Linked DNA regions of Homo sapiens: region 1 is linked to region 2. A link is an interaction called in ENCODE POLR2A ChIA-PET data of the cell type or tissue named here. Cell type or tissue: MCF 10A. All regions are shown on one strand. Each heading gives the region's core, and the rest is flanking DNA. Links, peaks and the distances in the headings are about the cores only. Region 1 has its middle 81 kb from the start of SOX6. Region 2 has its middle 160 kb from the start of SOX6.

What was found. ChIA-PET counts read pairs that join two places held together with the same protein. Peaks named below come from ENCODE experiments on the same cell type or tissue, not always from the same donor. Only the 100,000 strongest peaks of a DNase experiment are listed, where the experiment ranks them.
Region 1: POLR2A ChIA-PET joins it to region 2 with 5 read pairs; 2 of 35 experiments call an interaction of 5 or more read pairs at or near these places.

What each region holds. Positions count from the first base shown.
Region 1 is chr11:16,435,723-16,438,546 of GRCh38, reverse strand. It overlaps a transcript of SOX6 not described here. Among named protein-coding and RNA genes, the nearest start is that of SOX6, 81 kb to the right of the region's middle. In MCF 10A, for the core only: no CTCF peak of the experiment used is centred there; no DNase peak of the experiment used is centred there.
Region 2 is chr11:16,510,465-16,513,288 of GRCh38, reverse strand. It overlaps a transcript of SOX6 not described here. Among named protein-coding and RNA genes, the nearest start is that of SOX6, 160 kb to the right of the region's middle. In MCF 10A, for the core only: no CTCF peak of the experiment used is centred there; a DNase peak (open chromatin) is centred at 1,598.

The DNA of each region.
Region 1 (2,824 bases), core at 274-2,773, 75 kb after region 2:
AAGAATTCATAGAAAGTTCTTGACTAGGTTAGAACAAGCTGCTCATATATCCAATTCTGCATATACCTAGTTCCATTCTCTTTCTAGGAAAGAAACTACAAACATTTTTACATGCCTCCATCTCTGGATGCTGCAATCAGTGTGTCCAGCAAAATAAATGAAAAGAGGTAAATATCGCCCAATTTTGAAATTTTTTCTCTTAAAATATTACTTAGGTTCAGTTTTTAGTCATTTTAATTTTTAAAAATCTCTTATTATAATTTCAAGTTGATGTATAGGAAATGGTTACACTTATTTCTATATACTCTTTACTTGAATCAAAGCAAATTGACACATATGTTAAATTTTATTTAAAAATAAGTTGCAGTTTATTTTGCATATATAGTGTATATATATGTATACACACATATACACACTCACACACACAAAAACATACATACTTCCAAAAGGCCTATACTTGATTTGTCTTTCCTTATTAAACTCATTGATAACCTTCTTTTTAAACTAGTAGGTTTGTTTCATACATCAAATTTACTCATTATACAGGCTTATCCAATATTGTTTACTGATTGATGGCTATAGTTAAGAAAAAGATCTTCCCTACACTCACACATGCTTATATTTTTACAATAACAACTTTTATTGAGCATATACCATATACCAGACACTGTACTAATCACTTTAAATGAATTGTCTCATGTGAAACTATAAGCAACTCTTTGAGGTATTTATTATATCTATTTTCCCAGTTTTATACATGAGGAAACTCAGCACAGACAAGTTAAATAATTTTCCCCATATTATGTAGTTTACAGGTGGAAGAATGAACATTTTAACACATCAAGTGCTGAGAAGAGTGCCTGGCACATAGTAAGCTTTCACTGAATGTTAGTTGCCCCTGTTTTTGTGGTAGAATGCTATGGGTCCTGAATTGCAAGAATGATTTTAGGAGACTTGCTCAAGAGAAGGTGATAGAGAAACTAAACTACTTAGTATTTAAACTTAGCTTATGAACCTAGTTACTTATAAGACCTTTAATCTTAATTCACATAAACAGATGTTCTTTGAGAACTTGCAATATATAAGGTTCTCTTTTAGGTACTACAAGGTATATAAAACATCTCTGCTGTCATGGAGCTCACAATCTAGTGGGGTTGGGTATGGGGATATGGGAAAATATATACTGACTGTAATACTGGATAGAATAAGATTAATTTTAAAATAGTTCAGGAGAGAGAATTTCTAAGGCCCTTACCTTTTTTTTAAAAAAAAAAAATAGAGACAGGGTTTTGCTCTGCCCCCCAGGCCGGAGTGCAGTGGCACAATCATGGCTCCCTTCAGCCTTGAGCTCTTGGGGTCAGTCCACCTCCCAGCCACCCAGGACTTAAAAATTAGCTGAAACTACAAGCTTGCAATGCCATGCTGGCTATTTTTTTTTTTTTTTTAATTTCTTGTAAAGATGGAGTCTCACTATGTTGACCAGGCTGGTGTCAATCTCCTGGCCTTGAACAATCCTCCCACCTTGGCCTCCCAAAGTGCTGGGATTACAGGTTTGAGCCACCACAGTTGGCCAGGCCCTTACATTCTTAAATGTGCCTACATTTTTTGGCCAGATTTTATGCTTGGTTCACAGAGAAGGCTAGGATTCCATGAAAAGATGATAGTTTGGGGACAGAACACAGTGGAGTGGCTACATGCATATTGAATTTAAGAGGCTACATATAGCAATATGTGGAGATGTCAGACAGTTAAAATGAGAGCGAAGTGTCATTTACCGAAAAATTCTTATGCAAGAGGCACAATTATTCACTGCTCAGAATCTATTTTCTCATTTAATCCTTCCAACAACCCAGTAAAGTAGATATTATTATTACAAAACCTATTTTACAGATGAGGAAACTGAGAGTTAGAAAGATTAACTATTTTGCCTGAAGTTGCCGAGTTGGTGGATGACAGAGCCAGGACTTAAAATTAGGTGTACATGATTCTGTGCTCTTAACTACAAAATTACATTGTGTGTAAGTATGAGTAGGGAACTCAAAAAAGAGTTCTGGGCTAGAGATAGAGATTTGGGAGTTACCTGCAAAGGAGTGATAGATGATATATGGCTGTAGACAGAGAGCGAGGGAAGAGGGAGGAAAGGAGAGAGGGAAAGAGCGAGAGAGGAAATGAGAGATAGAACACCTTAAGATTGAAATCCTGGGGGAATGATAAAGGGAGAAGGGAGAAGAGCAATGAAAGAATAGAGAAAAATAAGTTTTTATGTCATGGAAGTCAAAAGAGGAGAGAATTTCAGTAAGAAGGAAGTGACCAACAGCAATCACTATTTTTTTAATTTTTATTTTACCTTGAGTTCCGGGATACATGTGCAGAAACATGGTTTGTTACATAGGTAAACGTGTGCCATGGTGGTTTAACAGCAATCATTATTGATTTGATATATGAGTATCAAATTCTGTTGAGAATTTTAGAAGAATGAGGATTTGTCAATCGGAGCTTGTTGCTAAGGCCAGGGCTAGATGGCAAGGGCCTGCACTGTGAGGATGTTGATGAGGAAATAGTGGTAGAGGGATAGAACACTTTCTAAAGGAGCCTGGTAGCTGAGGTAGCAAGTGACTGGGGCAATCCCTTAATGGAGAGAGACCACTGAGGGAAGGGTCTTTTTTTGGAATAGGGAGAACATAATTATGTTTATAAACAGTGGGAAAGCAACCAGGAAAGAAAGAGAAGGGAGAAGGAAAATAAAAACAAAAAGAAGAAACAAAAAGGGAGAAGAAACTTTTTTTTTTTTCCCAATTTGAAATAGTTTTGCTGAAAGACTTTT
Region 2 (2,824 bases), core at 194-2,693:
GTCCTATAATTTTGTTTTATTTCTTTTTAAATTATCTCTTTCTCTCATAAGCTTGTGTACATTTTCTTAGTTACATTTTAGTTTGGGATCAGAAAAAACCACCACATACTACTGCCAGTTGACCTCCTGAGTGTGAAGTTGCACATATGCTTCTTTTTGTCTCTATCACTTTCTAACCTAACAATGTGTTGTAGAAACTAGAAACTAGAAAGTGAGTTTTTCTTTCAGTATGTAGAGTGTTACTGATTTACTTTTTTCAGGTTGTCTCATTGCTTCCTTTCCATATGTTTCCTTTCTAGATTGCATATACATTTCAAGGAACTGACTTATTTGGTACTGATGTTGAGACTATTGATTTTACTCACAGTACTCCCAGAGTCATTCCCTTCTTCTGGACCCTGATTACTCAGGCAGTGGTTATAAAAGTGCATTTTCAGATAGTTTTGTTATTTTCCTTTACTTATCACCAGTGACTTGCATTTATTTACTTGAGTTTTTTACATTCATGATCAAGCAGGCTTTAAGGCCCTGTGCCAGAAGTTGTCAAATTTTCTTGGTTCACAGTGTCTTTAGTGTGTCAGTAATTTTTTCACAGTGACTTTGGTCCAAAAGAAATACCTAACAGTTTACTTTACTACATGGTTGGGATAAAAAAAAACTTCAATATTTATATACTAATAACTTAGTAGCTCTTTGAAGAAATAATACAGATATATTGAAGCCAAAAGCACTACTTTAATTTTATTCTTAAATAATCACAATTATTAATGAGATGTGTGTGCTTCTTGAGCACTGCACACTTTTCAGACACTGCAAACAGATTGAATGTTGCTGTCCTCATTTCCTGTTCCACATGGATTTTAGCATAGTTGCTTTTTATCACAGGAACCACTGAAAACCCAGCTTTGCAAAGATGTGATGTCATAGAGATGAATGTGGTGTGATGTAATGTTGAAACCGTAAACTGATTTGTGTTTGCGGTTCACTAAGTGATCAACAAATGTCATGTGTTACTATTTCTCTTAAAAAGTTAAGATATCCCCCAGTACTTCTGTGACTTCTTTATGGTGTCTTGGGGTGCCTTGATACACAATTTGGGACATATAGCCCTTAGTACTCTTTTCTTGTCTACCTTGACACCACATTTTCTGGTGTACATCAAGTGTTTGGAAGATGGTAGGTTTTGGTTGGTTTCTATTGTCCTTAGGCAAATGTCTGATTCATGGAAGTTGGGACAAAAAAAGAACATATATACAATCTGCTGTTCTGAAATAAGACATTTTAAAGTGTAATACTTTGTTTAGTTATGTCTTGCCATGCTTATTGCTTTCCTCTTGAATGAATTCTGATGACTGTAAGACACTGAAATGGGCTTGTCAGAGCCATAGTTCAAAACCTTAATCTCCTTCCTTTTGTTTTTAATGTGTGGAACTCATCTTAGACATCTGCTCTAAGAAAAACAATTAGAGAAATTATGATGCAGTGGTCTCATCCTGCATGTTATTTTGCAACTTGGCTAGCTCCTGCGCTTTTAAGTTTCAGTAGCTTAATAGTCTTATTTCAAGGTAAACACTGTGAGGCAAGTGTAGCTTAAGTTTCTTGTCATTAGTTTGACTGAGTCACCTTGCTCTGATTCACCACTGCAGACAACCAAATAGGGAATAAGAATTCAGTGGGTGGATGCAAGGGGCAACATCTGCTTTGCCAGCATTCTACTCACTGAATATCTATTTGTAGAATTCAGGTACTACATTAAAAAAAACAAAAACAAAAACAAAAACAAAACAGGTAAAGCCTGGGAATATAAAAAACATCTCCTTTAGAGAAAGTTTTGATACATTGCAATTCTGTTTTGACTTGGCTGGAATTTTTCTTGCTTAAAAAAATTGGTTTAATCCTCCCTAGAGTGTTAAGTGCTAAGTCAATATTTTGCTAATTATGCAGAAGGAGCACCAGATGGTTTCTGAGGATGACACTCTATGGGTGGGAGCACTGATGACTGAAACTGTGGTAAACTTTGTAGCTCTGTAATCATCCTCATCTATAGAATACATCCATGTGCTTTTGAAACAGAAGAACAAACAATTAAACAATATTTTTAAGGTAAAAAATACTTTTCCCTCCAAAGAGTGAGTTTAGGTTGCTTGTAAACTGTCATTCAGTAAGAAGTCGTCAATTAGAATGAAGCTCCTCTTTTAACTATCAGAGAAATATGTTTATATATATTTCCTTGGAAACTTAGTTTTTTCGTCTTAGTATCCTTCCCTTTTCCCCAACGATAATTTCAAATTGCAAGCTGATTTTTTTTATTCAACAAGATCAGGTTATTGAGATAAAAAATGTTGGGGGTTTTATTATATTTGCCTTCAGTTAGCCTGCAAGAAGGATTGGTTGCTCTCCTCTATCACCCACTCCCCAATCAGTTTACCCACATGGAAAATGGAGAATAAAAATTAATTACTATGCTAGAAATGTCTCTGTAATGGACTCCAAATCTAAAGCAATGATGGTACCAATCTCCAGGATGTACATATAACAACAATTATGACAATGTAGTAAGCTCAGCATAACCTACCTTTCAGCGTATCTTATTGGAAGCAAGAGCCAGGGTATTAATAATCATAATTTAACATAAAAAGATGGATTATTTTAAAAATAGACTTTGATAAGTAAATTGATATACTATACAATGAAATATTTCTTTTTACCAAATAGGTTAACTAAATTGCCCTTGCTTTAAAAATGTGGTGTAATCAAAATTTATTGAAGACTCTATACTAAGGTAGTGCATAGATTTATAAAAGGAAAAAGAAAATAACCCTTA